2 separate regions of the Homo sapiens genome follow, and region 2 is linked to region 1. The links are chromatin loops, found by intact Hi-C in ENCODE. Cell type or tissue: PC-3. All regions are shown on one strand. Links, peaks and the distances in the headings refer to the core of each region. The heading gives the core; the rest is flanking DNA. Region 1 has its middle 99 kb from the start of MIR3910-1. Region 2 has its middle 8.7 kb from the start of NFIL3.

Evidence for each region. Hi-C counts contacts between places; a loop is a spot of excess contacts. Peaks named below come from ENCODE experiments on the same cell type or tissue, not always from the same donor. Only the 100,000 strongest peaks of a DNase experiment are listed, where the experiment ranks them.
Region 2: it touches region 1 in a loop (4-fold over the local background); 1 of 110 quality-filtered maps calls a loop at or near these places.

The regions. Positions count from the first base shown.
Region 1 is chr9:91,533,068-91,541,826 of GRCh38, forward strand. No RefSeq gene overlaps it. Among named protein-coding and RNA genes, the nearest start is that of MIR3910-1, 99 kb to the right of the region's middle. In PC-3, for the core only: no CTCF peak of the experiment used is centred there; DNase peaks (open chromatin) are centred at 3,274 and 3,544; H3K4me3 peaks cover 778 bases; H3K27ac peaks cover 2,221 bases.
Region 2 is chr9:91,428,147-91,436,905 of GRCh38, forward strand. It overlaps a transcript of NFIL3 not described here. Among named protein-coding and RNA genes, the nearest start is that of NFIL3, 8.7 kb to the left of the region's middle. In PC-3, for the core only: a CTCF peak has its summit at 5,211 (motif pointing left); a DNase peak (open chromatin) is centred at 5,255; H3K4me3 peaks cover 233 bases; H3K27ac peaks cover 750 bases.

The sequences.
Region 1 (8,759 bases), core at 1,616-5,615:
GAATTATACCGAATGCAGCCTTTTTAGACTGGTTTCTTTTACTTAGCAATATGTATTTACAGTTCCTCCATGAATATTTGTGACTTGATAGCTCATTTCTCTTTATACCTGAGTAATAATCTATGAGTCCATTATATGGACTTATATGCATTTTTAATACCAATTATCTACTGTCATCTTAAGCACTGGAGTTGAGGTAGAATGCATAGCTTTAAGCACTATGGCTAGGGAAAATCTGACCTCTCCAAGAGGCAATATACATGTAGTTGTTAAAAACATTGCTTTTGCTGTTAAACATACCTGAGTGTAGCAATATTCAACATCCGAAAAGTATGTATTGAACATGGTGTATAACCAGTGTTGCGTCTGACACTCCCGGCCCTGCAGATAGAGTGGGAGCAACACAGACACAGTCCCTGTGTTGCTGTCCCGCTGGCCCTGCCTCCCACCCCACAGATGTTCTGTCTGTTTCACACCCGCCTGTACTTACTCTGCACCAGGAACTGTCTGACATGCCTCATAAATACTGACTCATTTAATCCTCAAAACGACCTTATGAGTCAGTCCCATTATTAGTGCCATTTTACAGATACGGAAACTGAGGCACAGAATATTAAGTTACTTGCTCTCCATTCCCCTACTACTAAGCAGCAGGGGTGGGATTCAGACTCAGGCAGTGTGGCTTTAGAGTCTCCTTCCTAACAATGGAACTATGCTGCCTTGAGCGGAAGGCCAACACGAGGGTGGAGAATTAGGTAGGCGATAGCAACACAGCGTGTTTGGCCCACGCTTCACCTGGTTGTCATTGCAGAGGGGCGAGGGGAGTGGTCAGGAAAAACTAGCTGGGCGAAGCAGCACTGTCGTGTGCTCTGAAATACATTAAAGCCTGATGGGCATTTCCTAAAGTGTGAATGAGACTCAATTCTTGACTTCTCCGTGCCTCGTGTCCCCCCGGTAATGAGAGCAGCCGCCTTACAGGTTGTGAGGTCTGAGTGAGAAATAAACGGTGCCATGGGAAGACAGCCACACTCGCTAGCTGTGATGAGGAGCGTAAGGACCAGGTCCTGACTTCCTGCAGGCTCTCACTTGGCCCTTGTCTGAGTCCTTGGGCTGGTGTCCACTGCTGGGGAAGAAGGCAGAGTAGGGGAAAGAAGGAAGCTCAGAAACAAGGTACAGGGGGCTGCCTGCAGACTACTTAAGAGCATCAGTTTGCTTCTTAAACTGATACACTGGCTCTGAAGTCAGTGCCAGAAGAGCTCCAGAATGGTTTCTAGTGGTGGTATCCTAAACACACACACTTCCAGGGGGCAGTTTTGATGCAGAACCCTCATTTGGACTTTTTCTTTTTTTTTTTTTTTTTTTTTTAAGCAAACCTCTCTTTGCTTTATACCAGATTGCATAGACAGCCTTTTAGAAATCACTCAGAAAATGTGTCTTCCTCCAGTCACTGTAGTTCACCATAATAATGTGAAATGTAGGACCTGTGGATTGACTTTATGAGTCCAGGACCTATGTTAGCACTGCATTCCTTTGAGTCTGGTCATCTTCAAGCCAAAGCCAGTAACAGTGCAGGCTTGCTCACCCACCTGAGCCTGCAGCTGGTCCTGAGCTTTCTCCCAACAATCCCCTCAGATCTGTGTCTGAAAATGCATCTGTAACAGTGATGGCATTCCCTCATCATATGACACTTTGTATTTTATTTGTATAAAATAAAGCCAGAGTTACTGTATTAGGCAGGGTTCTCCAAAGAACTAGAACCAATGGAGATATATAAATATATGTATGTGTGTATATATGTGAATTTATATCTGTGTGTGTATATATATATTATATTATATACAATACCTGATGTCACACCATTCAGAATTCAGTAAATGTGTTAACTTTTGTCACTCCTATAAAGTCAGGCATTGGGTCCTAAACATGTATTAGAACATGTCAATTACCTTTTTGTGTTATGCTCTGTATTAACAGCCTGAACCAAGGAGCGCTATAAAGGCTTTGCTTTCCCCTCATTAGTGGCTGACTTTGCACGTTATTTCTCATCTGGACATTGGATTCTGCAAGTCCTCCATTTATGGTAAGGAATGGTAGTTTCGTTTGTCTGGTTTAGGTAGATTTTATTGTTGTTTACTTTCAGATTTCATAAAAATATGTTACTTTCAGATTTCATAAAATATAAAAATTTCAGATTTCATAAAAGTATGTTAAAAATATACTAAAAAATATTTTTGGACATATGGGCAAAGGGGCAGACAAGGATACTTTAACATTAAAGACTTTCTTGGGCCTGATGTCTTAACCGTCCCAGAGGGATCTGTACTGACCCACCTCCACTCTCCCAAACAGTAATTATTCAGAAAATATAATCAATGCAGATTGTAAAGATTAAAAAACATGAATGATTTAAACTAAGTATTATTTCCCTTTGGAGGACACACATGCACACCTGCACAAGTGCATATGTGCACACACTTCATCCTATTTAACAGGAAAATTGTTGGAAGCCTACTTCTTTATGGAAGAGCTCCATTTTGTATTCCTTGTTACCTGTGGAGACAAACTTAATACATGATTTCTAAGATGGTATATTCAAGAGCCATTCTCTGTGACTTTTCAGGCTCAGATTTAATGGCTAGTGATGTAGTGAAAGCCTGGGGCAGCTCATGATGAGGACCCTCAGTTTCTCAGCATGAGGCTCTATCTCACTGGCCACTCCACTGTCAGTAATAACCACCATCGAAAATTGAAGTCCCCTAGCAAAACACGCCCATTGCTGTTACTTCATTTTGTCTCTGAGACAAAGGTCTTTAATTGGAGGACACCCTCAGAAGTGTTGGGCAGTCACCTGGCCTTGATGCCTTTATCATCATGGGGAAGCCTGCACTGACCACCTCCAATCTCCTGCTAACTCCACTCCAGCCTAACAAAGCAGAAGCCGAGAGAAGCCCTCTGCGCAGACACGCAGCATCTGGGGTGCCAACTTCACACTCTTTCTTGTCAAGGCCCTGGCACTATTCTTACTCTTCCTAAAGAAAGACTTAGTGTTTCAGAAGGATGTACAGCATGGGTTCAGCCCAAGAAACACAGTGAGTGGCCATTTAATCAAAAACTAATATAAATAGCTTAAAGAGTGAAAGGATTATTCCAATAAGGGCTGAGTCTATTTTTCTATAAGGAGTGAAGCCAGGGAGCTGAAGCAGCCCAGTTACTCACAACCACAGAAATGACCTATACTGAAGACACTCCACTGAGTCACTGTTTAACCACCTAGGCCCCTCGGCAGGAGGGGACTCTGCTGACAAGCCTTTGGGGTCAGTCCTGAGACAACACCTTGATATGTGGCCCAGTGGGTAGCAAAGAATTCTGAGGTGTTCAACATTCCCCAGTTGAAAATGCATTGAGGGGTAGAAGCACTATGGAAGGCCAGGGTCACAAAGTGTGAGTGCTGAAGGCCGACTTGTTTATGGTGTCTGAGTCTCACATTGCTGCTGTCCTATGTAAACAAATGTTAGCAGGGCCCCATGGAAGTGAGCAGGCTTACACGCCTTTGGGAGGGGCATGCACCAGCATGACTCTTCAGGAGGCCAGCTTGGCAGTGTGTCTTAGAAGCCCTTTGACACAGCGATTTACGTGGAAGAGTTTATGAGACACAAATTGCTGCATGATTTATACAATAGAGTTTGAAAAGATGTGAAACACAGGCATGATACAAATAAATTATGTACCTCTATCCAGTAAAACACTCTATAGTCCTAAAACATTACATGCTAGAAGAACATTTAAGGACAGAAAAAAAATTCACCATGTATAGTTAAGTAAAAAGTGTATGAAACAGTATCACCCTGATTCCATTTTAAATTATTTAAAATGCCAAATTAAAGTTTAAAAATTAAAATTAAAAAGTGTCTAGATACATGATTAACAAGATTTTAAACAAGTCCCTTGAGATTTCATTCCCTTACCCCCAGAACTTGTGAACAGGGTGAGGTATCACTCCATGATTATGTTATGCTATATAGCACAGTTGCTCTTAATACAGAAAGATTCTCCTCGTGGGCCTGACATAATCACATGAGACCCTTTAAAAGCAGAGAATCTTTCAGGCTGTTTGAGGAAAGGAAGCCAGAGAGATTTGAAGCATGAGAAGTGGTCAATGCACCGCTGTTGGTGTGAACCTGGAGGAAGCAGGTGAGGAGGGAATCAGACAACCTTAAAGAGCTGAGAGATGGGGAGCTGACAGTTCGCCAGGATACGAGGATCTCTGTCCTGCAGATGCAAGGACTTGAACTTGGTCAAGAACCCAGTGATATTGGAAGCAGATTCTTCCCCAGAGCCTCCATGGAAGAGCCTAGCCTGGCCAACGCCTCAATATCATCTTGGGAGACACTGCACAGAGAACCCAGTCAAGCCATGCAGAACTTCGGATCTACAGAACTGTGAGCTAATAAATCTGTATTGCTTAAAGCTACATATGTGTGGTAATTTGTTACACAGAAATGGGATACTAATGCAAAAAAAAAAAAGCACAGAAAAGACTAAAAGATGAGAATCTAAAACAATAATAGCAGCCAGTCTCAGTAATAGAATGCTTCCATTATTGTGGATCTTATGTGATGGGTATGGGCTCTCTTTGAATTCAGGAAAAAGACATATTTTAATAAGCAGAAAAATGCATAATTATATCTTTACAAAAGAAAAAGATAAAATAATGTGTATGGTATTCATTCAGAAAGGGTAGATTTAAAAGGAGAAAAAACTTCTTTCTCTAACTTACCAATTATATCCAGGGATTCTTTGTGTTAAAAGATTTTCTTAATTCAGGAAGTTCACTTAGGAAAAGTGAGACAGTTTATAAGTGTGTCACTTTATATATGGTCATTTCTTTGTCCCATACAGGCACTCAAAAATTATTTGCATAATCCTCCTAGGTGTACAACTCCAGTTACCTGGGAATCTCATCCCCATCCCCCACAGCAGCCGCAGCAAGACCGGCCCAAGGAGACTCTGAGCTCAGACACGCCTAGCCCTGCCCCCATCTGATGGTCCTTCTCTACCCACCCTGGTAGCAGAAAACAAAGGACATATAATCTTGGGATTTCTAGGGCCCTGCCCACTGCCAGTCCCTCTCCACACTACCACAGCTGATGCTTTCTGGCAAGTGCCACCTCCTGGCAGGAGGCCAACCAACGCAAAAATAGAGCATTAAACCACCAAATCTAAGGACCCTCACAGAGTCCATTGCACCCTCCGTCACCTCCACTGGAATAGGCACTAGTATATACGGCTGAGAGACCCATAAATGGTTCACATCACAGACAACCCCCAGAACCAGCTTGGAGCCAGGTAGACTCACTGGGTGGCTAGACCCAGAAGAGAGACAATAAACACTATAGTTTGGCTCACAAGAAGCCACATCCATAGGAAAAGTGGGAGAGTACTACATCAAGGGAACACCTTGTGGAACAAAAATATCTGAACAACAGCCTTCAGCCCTAGACCTTCCCTCTGGTAGAGCCTACCCAAATGAGAAAGAACTAGAAAACCAACCCTGGTAATACGACAAAACAAGGCTCATCAACAGCCTCGAAAAATCATGCTAGTTCACCAGCAATGGATCCAAACCAAGAAGAAATCCCTGAATTACCTGAAAAAGAATTCAGGGGGTTAGTTATTAACCCAATTAGGGAGGAACCAGAGAAACGTGAAGCCCAGTGTAAGGAAATCCAAAAAAATGATACAAGAAGCGATGGGAGAAATATTCAATGAAATAGACAGTTTAAAGGAAAAAAAATAAAATGTCAGGAAACTTTGGACACACTTTTAGAAATGCAAAATGCTCTAGAAAGTCTCAGCAATAGAATTAAACAAGTAGAAGAAAGAAATTCAGAGCTTGAAGAATTAACCCAATCCAACAAAGACAAAGAAAAAAGAATAAGAAAATATGAATAAAGCCTCCAAGAAGTCTGGGATGATGTTAAACAACAAAACCTAAGGATAATCAGGTTCATGAGGAAGAAGACAATTCTAAAATCTTGGAAAACATATTGTGGGGAATAATAAAGGAAAACTTCCCCAGCCTTGCTAGAGACCTAGACATGCAAATACAAGAAGCACAAAGAAAACGTGGGAAATTCGTTGCAAAAAGATCTTCACCTAGGCACATTGTCATCAGGTTTTCCAAAGTTAAGATGAAGGAAAGCATCTTAAGAGCTGTGAGACAGAAGCACCAGGTAACCTATAAAGGAAAACCTATCAGATTAACAGCAGATTTCTCAACAGAAATGCTAACAGCTAGAAGGGATTGGGGGCCTATCTTCAGTCTCCTCAAACAAAACAATTATCAGCCAAGAATTCTGTATCCGGTGAAACTAAGCATCATATATGAAGGAAAGATACAGTCATTTTCTTTCCTTCAACAAATGCTGAGAGAATTCACTATTACCAAGCCACCACTACAAGAACTGCTAAAAGAGCTCTAAATCTTGAAACAAACCCTGGAAACACATCAAAACAGAATCTCTTTAAAGTACAAATCACACAGGACCTATAAAACAAAAATGCAAGTTAAAAAAACAAAAACAAAAAACAAAAAATAAAGAGCATGATGAATGCAACAGTACCTCACGTTTCAATACTAACATTGAATGTAAATGGCCTAAATGTTCCTTTTAAAAGGTACAGAACTGCAGAATGGAAAAGAACTCACCAACCAACTACCTGCTGTCTTCAGGAGACTCACCTAACACATAAGGATTCGCATAAACTTAAAGTAAAGGGGTGGAAAAAGACATTTCATGCAAATGGACACCGAAAGCAAGCAGGGGTAGCTATTCTTATATCAGACAAAACAAGCTTTATAGCAACAGTGGTTAAAAGAGACAAAAAGGAGCATTATATAATGGTAAAAGGCCTTGTCCAACAGGAAAATATCACAATCCTAAGCATATATGCAGCTAACACAGGAGCTCCCAAATTTATAAAACCATTACTAATAGACCTAAGAAATGAGATAGCACACCATAATAGTGCAGGACTTCAATACTCCACTGACAGCACTAGACAGATTATCAAGACAGAAAGTCAACAAAGAAACAACGGATTTAAACTATACCTGGGAACAAATGGACTTAACAGATATATACAGAACATTTCATCCAACAACTGCAGAATACACATTCTATTCAAGAGCGCATGGAACTTTCTCCAAGATAGACCATGTGATAGGCCATAAAACGAGCCTCAATAAATTTAAGAAAATTGAAATTATATCAAGCACTCTCTCAGACCACAGTGGAATAAAACTGGAAATCAACTCCATAATGAACTTTCAAAACCACACAAACACATGGAAATTAAATAAACTGCTCCTGAATGAGCACCGGGTTAAAAACGAAATCAAGATGGAAACTAAAAAATTCTTTGAACTGAATGACAATAATGACACAATTTATCATAACCTCTGGGATACAGCTAAGGCGGTGCTAAGCGGAAAGCTCACAGCCCTAAATGCCTACATCGAAAAGTCTGAAAGAGCACAAACAATCTAAGGTCACCCCTCAAGGAACTAGAGAAACAAGAACAAACCAAACCCAAACCAGCAGAAAAAAGGAAATAACCAAGATCAGAGCAGAACTAAATGAAACTGAAACAAACAAAGAAAAATATATAAAAGATAAATGAAACCAAAAGCTGGTTCTTTGACAAGATAAATAAAATTGATACACCATCAGCAAAATTAACCAAGAAAAGAAGAGAGAAAATCCAGATAACCTCACTAAGAAACGAAACAGGAAATATTACAACTGACACCACTGAAATACAAAAGATCACTCAAGCCTACTATGAACACCTTTACACGCATAAAATAGAAAACCTAGAGAGGGATACATTCCTGGAGAAATACAACCCTCCTTGATTAAATCAGGAAGAATTAGATACCCTGAACAGACCAACAACAAACAGAGAGACTGAAACAGTAATTTTAAAATTCCCTGCACGTTCTGCACATGTATCCCAGAACTTAAAGTATAATTAAAAAAACAAAGCAACCTATTTTGCAAAGCTGTAGGATATACTATCAGTATATAAAAATCACTTGTGTTTCTATACAGTAGCAATGAGCAAACTGCAAATAAAATTAGAAAAGCAATTTCATTTACAATAGCATCAAAAAGAATAAAGTACCCAGGAATACATTTAACAGAAGTTGAAACTTTATTTAAAAAAAAAATTCCAACAAAAAAAGTCCCAGACCAGATGGATTCACAGCAGAATTCTACCAGATGTTCAAAGAAGAATTGGTACCAATCCTTTTGACACTATTCCACAAGATAGAGAAAGAAGGAACCTTCCCTAATTAATTCTATGAAGCCAGCATCACCCTAATACCAAAACCAGGAAAGGACACAACCAAAAGAGAAAACTACAGACTGATATTTTTGATGAACATGGATGCTAAAATCCTTAACAAAATACTAGCTAACCGAATCCAACAACACATCAAAAAGATAATCCATCATGATCAAATGGATTTCATACCAGGAATACAGGGATGGTTTAACATACACAAGGCAATAAATGTGATACACCACATAAACAGAACTAAAAACAAAAATCATACGATTATCTCAATAAATGCAGAAAAAAAATCGACAAAATCCAGCATCCCTTTGTGATTAAGACCCTCAGCAAAGTCAGCATACAAGGGACATACCTTAATGTAATAAAAGCCATCTGTGACAAAGCCACAGCCAACA
Region 2 (8,759 bases), core at 3,127-7,126, 100 kb before region 1:
ATTTTTAATCTTTCACCTCTGTCTTCCTCTTCCGCTTTGCCTTTTCTTGTAGTTTTTCTACCTTTGTTGACCTTTTTTCTTTTTAAATTTAGTTATCTTGATTTACTCTATTATTCTTAGTTTTTTCCTTTGGCCTTTCTCCAGTCATTCAGATCATTACTTCCTGGGATTCCTTCATTCCCCCAAACATCCACTTTTCTCTTTGCTCTTGCCACCTACCTATCCCAGCCACAACCTAGACGTTATAGTTTTTAAGATTTCAACTGTCTTCCAGCCTCTGCCTCTCGGTCCCCTAACTTTGCCATGTGGCTCCATTAGCAGGAGTTCTATTAGCATGCTTGGCCTTCTTTTTCAAAAACTAGCTTTTGTGGGAAATTGGGTAATAGAAGATGGTCACATAACATTCCCTGTAGAAGCGATGGCTTTAAAGTATGGGAAGCCAAAATGTTTCCTATTAAGCAGCTCTTGCTCAAGCTAAGAAAGAAATTAGATCTCTACACCAACGACATGATTTCCCCAGACAAAATCAGCTGATGGTCTGAATACATTTGAAAGCATTTCCAAAGGACCCAGGAAAAGACCAGAAAGAGGTGATTTTGCAAAGAAGAGAAAATGTTGCAAGTACACTATTACAAAAACTGAAACATGTCTTTAAATTCAGCCACCACAGATGGCACACATTTCAGTAAGCATTTTTATTCATTCAGATTAAATGGTATATGTGAGTAAGAGTGCCAAAATAAGGGACATTAACAAAAAAAGGTGGGTAGGAAAAAGGAGAATACACTAAAAATGGTCAAGACTGTGGGAGCAGCTAATCGTGTTCATTGCAAAATCTTGGCGATGGAGCAAGCATTGTGGCAGCACTCAGCCAGCAACTGGAACACAGCTAGCAGGGCTATGAGTATATGAAATAGAAAATTGTGAAATATGTTCTAACAAAAATCATTTCATGAAGAATAAGACAAGACAGGTCCACATTGCAATCCAGTTCAAATCAACGAAGTAAAGCTTATCTAAACATTTCTGTGAAGTCATGCACAGGATAGTTTACTGGAAAGAGCTACACAGCTGCAACTCAGAAGCTGAAATTCTGGTGCATTCTGTACCCCATACTCACCAAGGGGATCATTTCACCTCTCTGAATGTCCATTCCTTCATCTGAAACCCGAGGGAGCCAACCAGATGGTTGGCCACGTTCCTTCTCTCATTAGCATGGGTTGACTAACATGCCACCAGCATATATTGCAGAAAAGAAAAACTGCAAATGTGGCATTTGCAGCAAAGCAGCTATGGCAAGCACTGGCTCATTCATAACCTTCCCTTGGCCTAATTGTAACATGGACAAGAGAAAATTACCTTGTTGAGTTGCCCACCAACTTTTGTCACTCCAGAGACAAAAGTTGTCTTCTGGAGTCGTTTGTTTCAGCAAGAGATTAAAGTGAATGCTCTCCGTTTGGTAAATGCACTTAAGAAGTCCGGAAATTGGGTGCTTGACCGCATTTCTGGTCTTCTGAGAAACTTTCAGAAGTGCTCAAGATTCAGGTGCCATTGTGTTTTCAGCTGCTGCTGTGTGATGCTGCTCTCAGGCGGTGCATGTAGGTCTGTGGAGGATTTTGTGAGTCCGCATACTGGCAGGATGATAAAAGAGCCAGCTCTCGGGCAGTCACCAGGAATTGCAGGCAGTAGAGCCCAGTGCTGAAGACCCAGATACAGAGGCCCGTGTCCACATCCCAGCTTGCCCACAGCCACTCAGGAACTCTGTGGCTGTGGGCAACTTACTTTTCTCGTCTGCTGTGTGCCTCACTTTCACCTTTTGACAACCATTTATAATTATAGTATCAATCTCAACTTGTTCTGAGGATAAAATTAGTACCTATTAACTGATTAGGAAAGTGCCTGATATATTAGCAAGTGTTAGCTATTATTATTAACCCAAAAAAGAATCAACATACATCAGAAAAATAGTATCATCAACCAAATACTTGTGCCTGTGCATGCGTATGTGTGTGCGTGTCCATATTAATTACATATACATAATAAATCTTGTTACGCTGCCAGGATCCTATTCAATTCAGATGAACAAGTGAGCATGTACATCTACAAGAAAGAATAACAGAGGTGGATGGGGATTAGAATTCATTCATTCTTCCATTTATGGAGCACCTGCTGGGTGCCAGGCATCCCTTGAACAGTTGAGTGATGTCCCATGCCTGCTGTAGACTTGGCGCTCATTCACTCACTCCCTCACTTAAGGTACATGTTTACTGACTACTTAGCAGGGGCCAGAAACTAAGCCAGGCCCTTAGAGGTTAATGGGAAGATGAGGATGGTGGGTTAAAAGCATAACTCGAATACTGTCGCGGTGTGGTAACTGTCACTGGAAAGACCAGACTGTGTACCAAGAGGGGCTTGAAGGAGAGGAGACCCACATTCCATTGAAGCAGAGGCAGAAGTACTTCCTGAAAGAGGGTATAATTTAATCAAAGTTTTTCTTTTTTATTAAAAAAAATGTTTGGTACAGGGTCTTGCTCTGTTGCCCAGGCTGGAGTGCAGTGGCATGATCATAGCTCACTGCAGCCTTGACCTCCTGAGCTCAAGCAATCCTCCTGCCTCAGCCTCCCAAGCAGCTAGCACTACAGGTGCATGCCAACACACCAGGCTAATTAAAAAACATTTTGTAGAGGCAGGATCTCACTATGTTGCTCAGGCTAGTCTCAAACTCCTGGCCTCAAGTGATCCTCCTACCTCAGCCTCCCAAGTGCTGGGATTATGACCAAAGTCTTAAAGATGTATGGGTATTCTACAGGCAGGAATCATGCCTCAAAAGAGTACCACATAAAGCCAGGCCTAGCAAAGCCAGTGTGGTTGGTGACCAAGGGAACCTTGGGGAGTGACAAGTCCTGGCAGAGAGCTTGATGGAAACCCAGGTTTTGCAAAGTCGGCATGGGAGAGCAGTGTGGAAATGTAGACCAGGCCCAGGCCTAGGGGACCTGGAGTAGCAAAACCAACCAGTACGTTATTCAGGCAGTACGTTATTCAAGCATTTAAAACACATTGTTTTAAATGCTTTTTTTCCCCCAAATGTCACACATTAAGAATTAGTGTAGGGAAATGGTTCAAAGCCTGGACTCTAGAGCTGGGTGGCCATGGGTAAGTCACGTGAAACCTTGATGCCTCAGTTTCTTCATCTGAGAAACAGCACAATAGTACTTTACATATGCTATATATGCTTCAGTTCCTCTACACAGTAAGAATAATAACAAATACTGCTCAAACACCACAGCATGCACACACCGTCTTGGGCGCATCACATATATTAAGATGTTTCATCCTTCTACCATTCCGTGGAGAGGGGAAAGGTGTCACGGGAACAGAGCCTGAGCTTAGGGATGCACTGGCACATGCTCTCCTGTGCTATTACAAAGGGTGTGTATTCATCCCACGAGAGAAAGCCAGCTGGAGACTAGAAGCAAGTGGAATTTGACTTGAACAGTTTAACCACAGTGGAAGCCGACGTGACTTTGGCCTTCAGGGAGTGTCTGTACTTGGGCTATGCTGCTCCAGAGTTCCTTTTGCTTCTGTTCCTGCTCCTGGCTGTCTGGGATGGTTCCCAGTGCAGGACTTGTGCTGCTCAATGACCCAGGCCACACAAGACTTTCCCCCTAATGCATAAGTAAAACACCACTTTCCTTTGTAAAAATGACCTCTCTGCAAGTCCCAGTGTGTCTCCTTCCTGGATCCCCTTTGCCTCACCTGTCCCAAGCCTCTCTTGCTTGCTACTGGACAGGCTTTGTCTTGGACGCCTTTCCCTCTTCTACCACCAGCAGCTAACTTGGGTCTTCCTGGGTTCCCAATGCTTTCCTGCTGCTGCAAGTAAGATGGACAGAACTTACAGATGGGCACCTCCCATCACTTAGGAACTCACACAAGCACAGAGGGCCAGGAACCTGTCTTTCCCAGGGGCTACCGGGGCAGGTGACACAACCCCATGATGTAGGGTAGTTGGCACACTGTCAGGTTAGTTCTGAGCCATGAGTGACAGGAGATGGGATGGAACCAGTAGATAAATACCTCCTCTCTACAATGTTTAGTGGCATGATGTCCCAAATCCCAGCCACAGTCTGTGCTGTCTTGGGGCACTGTAGTCAACCTGGTAGTGTACCTTGTCCTTATAAATGTACTTCCCCTATTTCTCTGTCTCCTCTTCTTTTCCTCCTACTCTTGCAGTTCTAGAATTGTACCTCCCAAGAAAGGCTTAGCACAGGAGATTTGATTCAGGCTCCGGTTTCTGGGAAACTCAGGCCCAGCCAATTTCTTTCGGAACCTGTCAAAGATTCAAAGTGCAGCAATAGTCCCAAAAATAGGTTTCCTGAAAACATGTCCCTCACGAAAAGTAGCAGAGAAAGATGACTCTCAGTCTTGCAGAGAAATTGTCCATTTTCTTATCTTTTGCAGTATTATGAAAACTGTTGCTGACACATAAGAACCTATATATTCCAGTGAAGTTGTTTAGGTTTTTTTTTGCCAGATCTTAATTCTGCTGTGCAAAGGCAGAGCTGAAAAGAAATGGGAGGTTGATTTGTAAAGCATTAGTGTGAGAAGGTCTTAGGGAGGTCTTTTCTAGTACTCTTTTGGAGTATGATATATATTGCTAAAGTAGCTGGAGAGTAGTCAGAAGTATAGCTATTTTGATGTGATAAAAGGAAAACATTTTGAACTGCAGACTAGGAAAGAAAACTTTCTTGTTACTGAAAAATATTTATCTTTACTACTGAATATCTGAAAAGCATTCTTTTTCAGTGTAAATTTAATCATTTAATGGTGAAACAATAAAGTCCTTCCTATTTAAGTAGGAAAATAAACAGGAAACTCATTATTATTTGACATCATTTTGAAGGTCTTAGCCATTGCAATGAGACAGGAAAAAAAAGAATTATCAGTATTACAAGGAAGTTATAATTCCATATGTTCATTTACTTATGTAGCAAAACTAAAGCTTATGCAAAAATAGAAGAATTCAGTAATGTAGCTGGACAAGATGTTAATATTTAAAAACAAAATTTTCCTGCATATGGGAATCATTTGTAATAGAATGGCTAAAAGCACACATTCTACATTTATTGCTGTGACTATCGGCAAATTGCTGAGACTCATTATGTTTCAGTTTCCTCCTCTGCACACTTGGGATTGTAGTCATGCTGCCCTCTGAAGGTTATGGTGAGGATATTATGAATGAGCATTGCTGCAGTTTGACTCACACAAGATCTACTTACAAGCTTATTCATCCAGTCTTTATTTACTCTGGGATTTGCAAGTATCAAATACTTTCAGACTTCCTTGATGGCAGGGGTGGCTAACTGACATCATTCTGGCCAAACGGGCATAATAAGAAGTTGCAGGTGCCCCTATTTTCCTTTTCTCCTGCCTTAAAAATGGACATGATGCTAGAACTATAGCACCCATTTGACCATGAGGGAAGCGTCAATATCAGCACCTGTTTACCTACTCCTGGGCTTCTTGAACATGAGAAACACAAACCTCGATTTGTTTAAGTCATTGTTAGATGAGTATTTTGTGAACAATATTTTCATTTGTGACTGAATAACATGTGAAGCATAACATAAATAACATATCTGGTGCCTAGGCAGTGTTTAATAAATGTTAGCTCTTAGTATTTTAGTTGAAAAATATTATATTTAAATATATTTAAAATATACTTGGGAAAAGTGTCTTATTCACAATAAGAAAAACTATCAAATAATTAATACTACATCTAACAAAAAGGTACAAGCTAGTCTACATAAAGAAAACTATTAAACATTGAATAATGACTAACAGAAGCCAAACAAGTAAAAAAATTGAATATATTTCTGATTAAGAGTATTATAAAGATGATGATTACCCCCAAATTAACCAATGAGTATAATCTCTCTTAATCAAAATTCTAATGGATATTTTGAGAAACTTAAAAAGTTGATTCTCAGGCCAGACACAGTGACTCATGCGTATAATAGAAGCACTTTGGGAGGCTGAGGCATGAGGATCACTGGAGACCAGGAGATTGAGACCAGTCTGCACAACACAGGCTCTCATGAGTGCTTCTAAACAATGGAACATAATATGCTTCCAGAACCTCAGCTTCATGAAGTCTAAGACATGTTTCTTCAGCTTTCAAGCCTCCCCAAGTAGATATCAGATTGCATGGGAGTAGAAAAAAATGGATGCTAAGTGTCTACTAACCAAGGGAAAATACATCATGTTGGAATCATTGGCTAGACCTTCATCTCATTCCAAGCATAAAAATATTCCCGTAATATTAAAGATTTAAGTGTTAAATTACACATAAAAGTACAAAACCAAAATATGGGAGAACAGGTCTACATGAAACCCAGAAGTTACAAAAGAAAAGATAAATATATTTAATTAACCGTGAAGCAGCTTTTGTTTGATAAAAGACACCTTAAAATTAAAAGACAAAAAATTTGAGAAAATAGTTCACATTTTTATTCTAGAAAAAGGTTTAACATTCTTAATATGTTAAGCACTCTTATAAATTTACAAGAAAATCAACATCCAATAGGAAAATAGTAAAAGGATACGAATAATTTTCGAAAAAAATCAAGTGCACCTAGACTTCACCACTATACAATTCATCCATGTACAACCAAAAATCGCTTGTACTCTTAAAGCTATCGCAATTAAAAAAAAAATTAAGAATAGGTGGCAGTTTAGATTTGGGCCATAGGCCTGTAGTTTGCCAAACACTTCTCTAAAGGGTTTCCTAGGGAATGTGGAGGTCAGCATGAACATGCCCAAGGACCATGGCAAGGCTGCCTGTAGGTGACATAACAGTATCCGTATGAGCCGTCTTCTATGATTCCAGGCACCCCTGTGCTTTCCCTGGTTTTCTTTTGCATTCCCCCAAAGTACCTAATAACTGAATTGTGTGTTTTCTCTTTCTTTCTCTCTCTCTCCACTGCCCCCACTAGGCATAGCAAGTATTTGCTATGTCAAGTAGTGGAAGCATCACCCTCCTTGGATATTCAGTCCTCTAAATGATCAGAACCCAGAGTTGTGAGAATTGTGATAAAAACGCTTGCTGCAACTGACTTATACAATAATACAATCATCAGGCCCCTGGAGCTGCTGGTCAGAAAACTCCAACATCTCTATGACCTTGCCTGCCTGCAGCAATTGCTAACTCAACAGGAAGTGTGCCTCACCTCTCTTTCACCATCAAATTTTATCTTAATTTGCATCCAGAATACCAGTTGCAAGAGAGACTAGTAAATGTGGAATTCAAATTCTATGGTACATAAAAGGCCACTCAAAGGAGGTTGAAATGGAACTTGAGTGCCATTTCATCATGGTCCTCATGAAGCCTGACCGAGTCCACCTGCCTCTAGAGGCTGGATGATGGCTCCGTTTGGCACTGAATCAGTTTTAGAGACATCTGCCTGCGCCTGAAACTGAGGAGTGTAGGAAGAAAGGTCTGCCTTGGTGAAGTGAGGACTATGATTTTGCCACATGGTCTTCATGACTACCATTCTATTCTGTGACAGTGGTCAACCAGGGTCCCTTACTGAGACTTTCAGTGAACAGTTTATTCCATGTGCCTACAGCTTATAATCTAATTAACATTTCATCTATGCATGCCAGGTACTATCAGAACTCTTCCCTTTAATACTAGCTGGATTTTTACTTCCTTCAGTTACATCTTGTACATCCCATAGTTCACTCAACTTGCTGAGAATCTGGGAGCAATTTTTTACAGCATTCAGGGTACTTTGTTGCAAGCAACACAGACCGATTTTGGCTAATATGAGCAGAACAGTAATTTACTAAACAAAAAAACCCAAAAAACTCCAGGCAACTCACAGAATCTGTGGCAAGTCAGGTTTGAAGGCTAAAAAGCCGGAAGCTATGCCCCAAATCAAACTGCAGAATTGATCTCCCGCAGGCACTGCTGTCTCTGCTGTAGGACAGAGAAACTGCATCTGCATGGCACACTCCTCCAATGCTGCTACCAGAAAGAAAGCTCCTGCAAACAGGATACAGCCACCTTCACAGGCACTGCCCCAGGGAAAGAGCCTGCATGATCTCCATTTCTTCACATTACCATTTTCTGATTAAGATTTGAAGGTGGGGCCGGGCGCGGTGGCTCACGCCTGTAATCCCAGCACTTTGGGAGGCCGAAGGCGGGCGGATCGCGAGGTCAGGTGATAGAGACCATCCCGGCTAACACGGTGAAACCTCGTCTCTACTAAAAATACAAAAAATTAGCCGGGCGTGGTGGCGGGCACCTTTAGTTTCAGCTACTCCGGAGGCTGAGGCAGGAGAATGGCGTGAATCCGGGTGGCGGAGCTTGCAGTGAGTCGAGATGGCGCCACTGCACTCCAGCCTGGGCGACAGAGCAAGACTCTGCCTCAACAACAACAACAACAACAACAACAACAACAACAACAACAACAAAGAGTTGAAGGTGGGGAGCTAAGGAGGAGTTAAGTATGTCTGATTGGCAGGACCTACGTCATATGCCAGGACCCTGGCTACCAAGAGTCTGGGAAAATTAATAGAAGATCTTCAACTTCTCTGATTGGAGACAGGCTCTATAACCCAAAATAGGAAGAGGTTCCTCTGCCAAGTAGCCATAAAGTGACAAATGTTCACTACATCCTTCATATATAGTCAGTTACAATTTCCTACTGACACTATCCCCTAAATCAGCAGTCCCCAACCTTTTTTGGCAGCAGGGA